Linked DNA regions of Homo sapiens: region 2 is linked to region 1. A link is a loop called in an ENCODE intact Hi-C map of the cell type or tissue named here. Cell type or tissue: PC-3. All regions are shown on one strand. Each heading gives the region's core, and the rest is flanking DNA. Links, peaks and the distances in the headings are about the cores only. Region 1 overlaps KIAA2012. Region 2 overlaps ALS2 (alsin Rho guanine nucleotide exchange factor ALS2).

The links. A loop is a pair of places that touch in the nucleus more often than their neighbours do. Peaks named below come from ENCODE experiments on the same cell type or tissue, not always from the same donor. Only the 100,000 strongest peaks of a DNase experiment are listed, where the experiment ranks them.
Region 2: a loop joins it to region 1, with 13 times the contacts of the local background. A loop is called at or near these places in 12 of 110 quality-filtered maps.

Annotation. Positions count from the first base shown.
Region 1 is chr2:202,175,291-202,180,678 of GRCh38, forward strand. All of the region lies in intron 15 of KIAA2012, which reads left to right. It also overlaps the pseudogene PSMA2P3. Among named protein-coding and RNA genes, the nearest start is that of SUMO1, 61 kb to the right of the region's middle. In PC-3, for the core only: CTCF peaks have their summits at 3,256 (motif pointing left) and 3,459; a DNase peak (open chromatin) is centred at 3,261.
Region 2 is chr2:201,747,995-201,753,364 of GRCh38, forward strand. It overlaps ALS2 (alsin Rho guanine nucleotide exchange factor ALS2), which reads right to left. Exons shown (of 34, transcript NM_020919.4): 7 at 5,152-5,248; 8 at 1,718-1,795. Among named protein-coding and RNA genes, the nearest start is that of ALS2, 30 kb to the right of the region's middle. In PC-3, for the core only: a CTCF peak has its summit at 2,731 (motif pointing right); no DNase peak of the experiment used is centred there.

The sequences.
Region 1 (5,388 bases), core at 244-5,243:
GGCAGTCTATAAATTCAGTGCAATTTCAATTTTAAAAATCCCCAACAGGGTTTTTGGCAGAACATGATTAGCTGATATTAAAATTCATATAGAAAAGCCAGAAATAGTTGTCATGGTCTGAATGTTTGTGTCCCCCAAAAATTCACATGCTGAAACCTCATCACCAATGTAAAGGTATTTGGAGGTTGGGCCTCTGGGAGGTGATTAAGTCATGAGGGCAGAGCCCTCATAAATGAGATTAGTGCCTTTACAAAAGAGGCCCCAGAGAGCTATCTTGCCCCTTTTATCATGTGAGGACACAAAAGAAGGTGCCCTCCATGAACCAGAAAGTGAGACTTCCCCAGACACTGAATGTCCCCAGACACTGAATGTTCCAGCACCTTGATCTTGAACTTTCCAGCCTCTAGACCCACAAGAAATAAATTTCTGTTGTTTCTAAGCTACCCAGTTTATGGTATTTTGTTATAGCAGCCTGAACAGACTAAGATATTAGCCAGTATAATTTTGAAAAAAAATAAAGTGGAAGTTTGCCCTGACAAATATAAAAACTTATTTTAAAGCTGTAAAAAATAAAACTGTGTGCTATTGGCTTAGAGACAGACAGAAGAGAATAGAGAATCCAGAAATAAATGTGCCCACATATGGAAACTTGATATATGGCAATGGCATTATAAAGGGAAATAGTGGAGAAAGGATGATCTATTATTCACTATATAATTTTGAGACAACTGGTTATGCAATTTTAAAATTCTCACCTCACAAAATATCAGGTGTATTCAGGAGCTTAATGTCAAAAAGCAAAATTTAACTTTTAGAGGAAAATATAGCAGAATATTTTTATGAATTTTGGAAAGGAAAAAACTTTTTACCTATTATTCATAACACAAACCATAAAGAAAATTATTGATAAATCTTTTTTTTTTTTTTGGGACGGAGTCTCGCTCTATTGCCCAGAAAGTGCAATGGCATGATCTTGGCTCACTGCAACCTCTGTCCCCTGGGTTCAAGCGATTCTGCTGCCTCAGCCTTCCAAGTAGCTGGGATTACAGGTGTGTGCCACCAGGCCCGGCTAATTTTTGTATTTTTAGTAGAGACAGGGTTTCACCATGTTGGCCAGGCTGGTCTCAAATTCCTGAACTCAAGTGATCAGCCTGCCTTGGCCTCCCAAAGTGCTGGGATTACAGGTGTGAGCCACTGTGCCCCGCCAATGAATCTGACTATATTAAAGTTTGAAGTTTTCAACAAGACAACATGAAGTTAAAAGCCAAATTGCAGATTAGAAGGAGATACCTGCAATGCATGTAACCAACAAAGCATTAGTAACCAAAATGCAGCAGCATTTCTTCCCTCTACAAATAGGGAAAGAAAAAGACAATCAACCCAAAGGAAAAATGAGCAAATGATGTGAACAGGCAACTAACAGAAGAAGAAACACAAATAAATGGCCATAGAGAAAAAAAAGTTCTCCTTACTAATCAGGAAAATCCCAGTTAAAACAAAAAGATATCATTTCATATATATCAGACCAGCAAAAGTTTAAAAGTCTATAAACACTATTAATGAGGATATAAAGTTTTAGTAATTTAGAGCAATTTGAAAATATTCAATAAATTGAAGATGCATATATCCTGCATCCCAACAAGTTCATTCCCAGGTATCCTTTAGAGAAAGCATGTATGAACAGTGACTCACCTAAAAAGGTTCATTGAAACATTATTAATAATCATAAACAATTGGAAATAATCAAAATGGCCACCAATAGTAAAATGGATTTTTAAATGGTCACATATTTATACAACGGAATACTATATGATAGCTGAAAATAAAATTACATGTATTAATATGGGTTAATCCCAAAAGACTTATTAAGGGTTTTTTGCCTTATTAAGCAAAATAAGGCAAGTTGAACAAGTTACATAAATAATATCATTTATGTAAAGTTTTAATTTGTAAAAAATACTATATATTGTTTACATGTGCATGTATATGTAATACAGATATAAAAATATATATGAGGATTGATGAATATCAAATTGAAGAGACTGATTACCTCTGGGAGGGAGAGGGAAATGGGATTATATGTGTCTTAATCCATTTTGTGATGCTATAACAGAATGCCTGAGATTGGGTAATTTATGAAGAACAGAACAGTCTCCCACAGTTCTGGAGGCTGAGAAGCCCAAGATCAAGATGCAGGTTTCTTACTGTGTCCTCACGTGGTGGGAGGCAAAAAGGCAAAAGAGAGGGAACTCATTCCCACAAGCCCTTTTTCTTTTTTTAGAGATGGGGTCTCTCTATGTTGCCCAGGCTCAACCTGAATTCCTGGACTCACACTATCCACAGCCTCAGTGTCCCGAGTAGCTGAGACTACAGGTGTGCATCACTGTGCCCAGCCCACAAACCCTTTTTATAGCAGCATTAATCCATTCATGAGGATGGAGCCCTCCATGACCTAAACACTTTTTATTAAGCCCCACCTCCCAACACTGCTGCATTGAATATTGATTGAGTTTCCAACACACAAATTTTGAAGGAGACGATAACATTCACACCATAGTAGCATGTGATAAATGAAGTCTTGGACTGTGTCTTAAATGTTTGATTTCTTTAGAAAATGCATGACTTAGGCTGGGCACAGTGGCTCATGCCTGTAATCCCAGCACTTTGGGAGGCCAAGGCAGGCAGATCACTTGAGTTCAGGAATTTGAGACCAGCCTGGCCAACATGGTGAAACCCTGTCTGTAGTAAAAATACAAAAATAAGCTGAGCATGGTGGCGTACACCTGTAATCCCAGCTACTTGGGAGGCTGAGGCAGGAGAATTGCTTGAACCTAGGAGGTGGAGGTTGCAGTGAGCTGAGATGGTGCCATTGCACTCCATCCTGGGCAACAGAGTGAGACTCTGTCTCAGAAAAAGAAAGAAAGAAAGAAAGAAATGCATGACTCAAATATGGCAAAATGTTAAAATTTTACAAAACTAAGTGGCAATGAGTATACAGTATTTTTCCTATACTGTGAACGCTTAAGATATTTTATAGACTTTTAAAAAGTACTTAAAAGTTGTAAGTTATTCAAAGCACTGACTTCGTTTGTTCCAATACTTCCTAAATATCAGGTTATTTTACTAAGAGAAAAAAAAAATCACCCTTCTATGGCCCACATCCCAAAACTGGGAAGGTTTCAATTCTAATCACAATGGAAGTTTCACCAATGTACAACCTCAGCTTTTGGTCAATACAAATACGCCCTCTGCTGGTTCTATCATGCCCTGTCCCAGAGTTCAAAATAGTTGAGAAGAGCAGTGAAAGTCTTCAGTGAGAGTTTTTTCGCGCCAGTCATGTTAAGGAAAGAAATACTCACAGAACTACCCTTTGGCACCAAGATACTTTAATCAGCTTCTGCTCTCTGTTAATGTTACATATTATCCAAGACAAAATAAATTCCAAGGTGCAGCCCCAGTCAACCTTTCCAATTCCTCAACCACCTTTGCGCGTTAACAATCTTGTGCCCCTCTAAAGTCTGGTGGTTGATTTGAGAGACAGTGGACACCTCCCTGAACCTGAGTAGAAGTAGAAGAAAACCAAAGTTGCAAAGAAGCTCCTGGGCGGGGAAACCACAAAATAACATTGAAAAACAGATTAACTGTAGTATTAAGGGAATGATGCCAATGGAATAATGGGTGAACTTTTTCTTTTCAAATCTTTCTTTAAAAGTATAACATCTTCAAATAAAACTGAGAAGAAATAAATTAATTCATGCAAGAATCTACTTCTCAAGAGAGAAAGGCACTAATTGAATATTAGAGTCTTCCTTTCAAAAACAGTTTTGTGTTTTGAGGTTGGTTTTGTTTTAATATTCATCTTCCCCACTGGAATGTAAGCTCCCTTAGACCAGCATCTGTGTCTATCTGATTCAAATTGGTACAAATTTTCTAGGGAACAATTTGGCAGTAGGCATTGTGACTTAAAAACTGTACATACTTGTGCTTTGGCTCTTCGGGTAAAGATGGCGGAGCGCGGTACGGCTTTTCGCTGACTACATTCAGCCCGTCTGATAAACTTGTCCGGATTGAATATGCTTTGGCTGCTGTAGCTGGAGGAGCCCTGTCAGTGGGAATTAAAGCGGCAAATGGTGTGGTATTAGCAACCGAGAAAAAACAGAAATTCATTCTGTATGATGAGCGAAGTGTAGACAAAGTGGAACCAATTACCAAGCACATAGGTTTGGTGTACAGTGGCGTGGGCCCAGATAACAAAGTGCTTGTGCACACAGCTCGAAACTAGCTCAACAATACTATCTTGTGTACCAAGTGCCCATTCCCACAGCTCAGCTAGTGCGGAGAGTAGCTTCTGTAATGCAAGAATATACTCAGTCAGGTGGTGTTTGTCCATTTGGAGTTTCTTTACTTGTTTGTGGTTGGAATGAGGGACAACCATATTTATTTCAGTCAGATCCATCTGGAGCTTACTTGGCCTGGAAAGCCACAGCAGTGGGAAAGAACTATGTGAATGGGGAAACTTCCCTTGAGAAAAGATAAAATGAAGATCTGGAACTTGAAGATGCCATTCATACAGCCATGTTAACCCTAAAGGAAAGCTTTGAAGGCCAAATGAGAGGATAACATAGAAGTTGGAATCTTCAACGAAGCTGGATTTAGGGGGCTTACTCCAACTGAAGTTAAGATTACTTGGCTGCCAGCCGGGTGGGCGCGGTGGCTCATGCCTGTAATCTCAGCACTTTGGGAGGCTAAGGTGGGAAGATCACCTGAGGTCGGGAGTTCAAGACCAGCCTGACCAACATGGAGAAACCCCATCTCTATTAAAAATACAAAATTAGCCGGGCATGGTGGTGCATGCCTATAATCCCAGCTATTCGGGAGGCTGAGGCAGGAGAATCACTTGAACCCGGGAGGCGGAGGTTGCGGAGAGCCGAGATCGCGACATTGCAGTCCAGCCTAGGCCAAAAGAGTGAAACTCCTCCAAAAAAAAAAAAAAAAAAAGAATTGCTTGGCTGCATAACAATGAAGTGACTGAAAAATCCAGAATTTCAGATAATCTATCTACTTAAACATGTTTAAAGTATGTTTTGTTTTGCAGACTTTTTCATATGTATTTCTACATGGCTTAAATCGACTGTTTTTAAAATGACACTTATAAATCCTGATAAACTGCTAAACCCACAAAAAATAGACTGTACATCCTTTAATCAGAAATATGAACAAAGAGTAAATTTTTTAATAATCAAAACATTCCTGACCAGATGCTGTGGTTCACACCTGTAATCCCAATACTTTGGGAGGCCAAGGCGGGTGGATCACTCGAGGCCAGGGTTTAAGACCAGCCTGGCCAACATAGCAAAACCCAGTCTCTACTAAAAATACAAAAAATTA
Region 2 (5,370 bases), core at 371-5,370, 430 kb before region 1:
AAAAACTACTACCTCTAACCTCTAGACCCAGCTTCAGCTCCTAGACTGATAGGCAACACACACACACACACAAATACACTCTCTAATCTGTTAGATCCTTTGTGTTTAGATAGTTTCAGCACTGACTCCTGGACTGACGAACAACCCCTAATCTATTAGATCCTTAGTATCTAGCTAGGCTCCAAATCATAGGTGATTTTGTGTGTGTGTTGTGTGTGTGTGTGTGTGTCTACTACTAATTTTATAGCAGTCTTCTTCTGGCATGACATTATGTTCTCAAATTCAGGCGATCCAAATAACGGACTTCCCATTCATTTTGCAAAGGACGCATTACAATTTTTGCAAAAGGAGTCTTCTTCCTAGTCTCAAAACTAACTCAAATCTCACTCTGCCTTCACTTTTAATTCTCACAGATTAATCAGGATGACTTCAAAAATGTTTTTCTCAGCCTTCCTCAAATAAAAAAACCAAGCTCCCAATGATGTCGGAGAGTTATGAAACTAAAATCTTGTAACAAACTATTCTCTTGTTTGCTCTAAAATGTTAAAAAGGAGTTTGATTTTCAGGTCTCCATGCTACATTACAAAGGTTTCCTTAGTATGAATAAGCACACACTTCAAATAAACAAAAAACAAGGAACAATGATTTGCAATATCTTTGTTTGTGATAATGTATCAGAAACTGAATAGCTTACTACTACGATGTTTTATACTGAAAACATTTCAGATTGGAGCTAGAAGTAATAATTGTTCCCTAATGTTTTATTAAGCCTTTTCTTCCCAGTAAAATTAAGTTCACCAAAAGGAAAGGCAGCATGTAAAAATCTTAAATAGTGACAGATGCACAGTGCACATTGCATATATGAATTATTGGCATATTTATTAACTGTCACATTCAAATCATATTCCTAAAATTGACGTAATTGCCCTTCTTTAATCTCCATTACTCCAGAGGGAGCATGTCTTGGGAACGGGGAGATATCAGAATCCAACTACATATCTATGACCTCCATATTCCATTCTGTCACATGGAGGGCATCTCTACCAAAAACCCTAAAACTCTTGTTCAAGGAACCAGTACAATTGATGAGAATTTGGTATTTCCTCAGGGTGATGAGGCGGAACACAAGGTGGAGAAACACTGCTACAGAACTTCATCAAAGAGACTAGAAGCTACCAATCTCTCAATGGCATTACATAAACTAAAACCAATCCATCTAACAGTAAAAAAAAAAAAAATTCACCTCTACTTTTAGCTTTACTACAGAAAGTGAAAAGGCTTACAAAAAAAAATGTTTTACTACTCTGCATGTTATTTTTAAATGCACACACAAAATTACACCATCAAATAATGTTATGTAAAAGTCAAACAATGGAGAATTCAAAGAGTAGACATTATCTGGTAACGCTGAGAAAACAGCAGAGTCCTAGAAACATGTTTTAAAAGAAAGCACTTTTTCATTTTTTTACTTAAAAAAACAAAGAAACTATGCATATTTAATGAACAGTTGAAGCTAAGAAATATAAACACATAAAAAACGGATATTTAGCTTGAAAACACGTGGCTTCCTGTTTTTAAAAATTTTCTTATGAAAACCAAAACAAATTTAGGTTGTACGTATGAAATTCCCCCGATATTTTAAAATAAGAAATGGAGAAGTATAAGGTGTTACAGCTAAGAATTGTGGAATAAGTTGCTATCAAGTTCACAAAAGTACCTTTGCAAGACGAGGAACTGTTGTTGGAAAATCGGAATGCCCAAGTTGACCAAAGGTATTGCTACCCCATGAGTAAACCTATCAAAAAAACACAGAAAAGTAGCTAAGCGTTGTGAATCTGATTTTGCACATCAACTCTGAACCTTTATAATAATTAACATATATACACAAATACCAACAATTATACATTAAGTACTTATATTAGTCTTTCACTCTTTAACAGATATTAAGGAAATTCATTTTTAACAAGACCAGAGATAATGCGCAAATAGAGTCTTGGTACATAAGAAGACAGAGTCCAAAAATTAGCTGGGCATGGTGGTGCATGCCTGTAATCCCAGCTACTTGGGAGGCTGAGGCAGGAGAATGGCTTGAACCCGGCAGGCAGAAGTTGCAGTGAGCCAAGATCATGCCACTGCATTCCAGCCTAGGCAATATGAGCAAAAGTCGGTATCCCAAAAAAAAAAAAAAGAAAAGAAAAGAAGAAGGCAGAATTGAGGAGTCAACAATAACAATAACAATAACTAACACTTTTCAGGTGCTTACTAACTGCCAGACATTGTTCTTAACACTTTCTGTATATTAATTGATGATTCATTCTCACAACAATCCTAACAAAAATAAATAAATAAGGAAACCCAGAGAGGTTAATTTACCCATGGTCACAAATTCATATGTAAGAGGCAGGATTTAATCCCAGGAATTATCGTATACTGCCTCTTTTAGAGAAAGCAATAAAAACATTAAGTGATATAGAGGAAGAGTAATCATGATTTCCTACTCTGTAGATAAAAGTACTATGGAATGAACAGAAAACCTTTCATACATGAAGAGTTACTGTAAGAGAAACACAAGTACCTACACGACACTACAGACAAAAGAAACTAGATTGCAATGACTAGGTTTAAAATGTTTGTTTATTCTGATTATGAAAGTAATTCATGGTCATTGTACAAGACTGTGACAGTACAAAAATAAAAATAGAAATAAAGTGAAAATCACTGATCAACCACTTGGTGGCACCTACTCTTTTGCACATCAGTAAGTATAGATCTGTAACATCATTGTTAATAACTATCTAGAACTCTACTGTGCATATACTTTAACAAATTACGTACTGAATTAAGTTCTTTCCAATTCCTTTTTTTTTTTTTTTTTGGAAGCAGAGTCTCGATCTTGTCACCCAGGCTGGAGCACAATGGCGCAATCTTGGCTCACTGCAACCTCCGCCTCCCAGATTCAAGCAATTCTCCTGCTCAGCCTTCCAAGTAGCTAGGATTACAGGCGCCTGTCATCACGCCCGGCTAACTTCTGTGTTTTTAGTAGAGATGGGGTTTCACCATGTTGGCCAGGCTGGTCTTGAACTCCTGACCTCAGGTGATCCGCCCACCTCAACCTCCCAAAGTGCTGGGATTACAGGCATGAGCCACCACACTCAGCCTCCAATTCTTTAATATTAAAAAGGATAGGAAAAATCCTTGAATACATATATTCATGTATCTATTTGCTTAGGATAAATTCCTAGGCAAAGACTATGCCATTCTGATTTTTGATACATACTGACAAACTCTCTTCCAGCAAGGTCCAATTTACATTCCTGCCTGCACTGCACGCACATTTTCTCCTACATCCTAATCAATGCTCAGCATTGAATGTAATCCTTAGGTTTGCATAGGTTAATCTCATAGGTGAGAAAAACACTGTACTGTTGTTTTTTAATTTAAATGTATTTGCTAAATGATCATCTTTTCATTTATTGCTGGCCATTTCTACTTCTTTTATGACGAAAATATAAATATCCTTTTGACAATTTTTATCCTTTGACAACTGTTCCTTTATATATAAGTGCAGCAACACTTTATCACATATGTTGCAGATATTTTTACCCAGTTTGTTACGTATTTTCATTTTGTTTACACTGTTTTATTTGCTGTTCGGGACTGTTGAATTATCATATTGACAAACATATCTTACTTTCTAATTTCCAGTTTTGATGTTATGTCTTTTTCTATGCCTAAAAGACTCATCTTAATTTGTTCATACACACACACGCACACATACACACAGTTCTAGTTTTTAATGACATCATTAATACACCCAGAATTAGAATATGTATAGCCATCTTAGTTTTCTCCTACAAATACGAAGCCAGTAAACATTTACTACATTTACCGGATACTCAAGTCTTGTTTTCCCAACTGAATGGAAACACCCACTTTTATATCTTAAATTCTCATATATACTTGAGATTATTTCTAGCCGACAGGCATATTTCTGTTGCATTGATCTGTTTAATTTTATAATATATAAGGATAAATCTCTCTTTTTACCTGGCTCACCTATGTTTATTCTTCTGAAGTAATTTTGGGATTATTTTATCAAATTGTAAATATTACACTGGAATATTTTGGGGACTGTACTGAATTTTCACTGTGCTGATTAATGATTTAAGAGAGAAATGACATTTTTACAACTGACGCATCTCATCCAAAAATAAAACCTCTCACTTTACTACTGCTTTCATGACCCTTCAAAAGAGTTCTAAAGTTTGCATCATATGGGTTATATGCATTTTATACTTATTCCTACTTCCTTAACACTTTTGGTGTAGTTCTGAGCAGAATTTCCTCGAGTATGTTTTGTTTTATTATATGTATATAATAAAGCCAGTAATTTTTATTTTGTAACTGACCTCCTTCCTAATCTCTCATTTTTAAGTCTTTTGAATGAATCATGTTAAAAACAGTAAATTCCCCTTTTTCTTTCCTAATATTAATATTTATACAAGTTATGTTAGTTTTTTGGCTAGCCTAGTATGTGAAATGTGCAATCAAATCAAATATTAAAAGGGCTTCGAATCCTTTATTGGCTTCTTAAAAAGATAAAGGAATTGGTGAAGCACCATTATCGAAATATGAATATATTTAATATTAACTTATTGCAGATGAGCAGTCTGGGTTTAAAAAAAAACTTAAAACAACTTCTTTATGTTTATGTACATGGGTATGGTTTTTAGTAATGCTAGAGGTCACTTTCAGGTCCCACAGTTTTAAAGAAAAATGACTTTATTTTCTTAGTGTTTTACTATGTATCTTCTTTGTAACAAATAAAAATTCACCAATACCCTGGAAAATCTGGGGTTCTCTTTTTAGGTGAGAACACATTATAGAAAGCTCCTAAATCAGGCAGAAAAGTGTTTAAATCCAAGCTCTACTGTTACGTATGTGTGACTTTAGACAAGTTACATAATTTCTCTTACTCCACTTCCCTCGTCTGTAAAGTGGAAATAATACCATACAAAATATTGGAAAGCTAAAATGAGATACGGTTATCATTGCCTGACATATAGCAGATAATCAACAAATGAGGGTCCAACAATGTCATGTTGGCCTTCCATGAAAATAAGGTAAAGCATTTAATAGTTTGCCTCCTACCTGGGATTTCGCAGTAAGTGCAAGAGAATGGTAACCACCTGCCTCCAGATGGATTACTTCTTTGCCATCCAGACATTTTACACACAACGGTTGAAGCCTTAAAAAGAAACACACAGGCACACAAAGTCAAAGTATTCTCAGCAAGAATCGTAGCCTTTCTCAAATTATAAAGTGCTGTCGTGTAAAAATAAACATTTCTAAAGAAAACATTAAAATAAA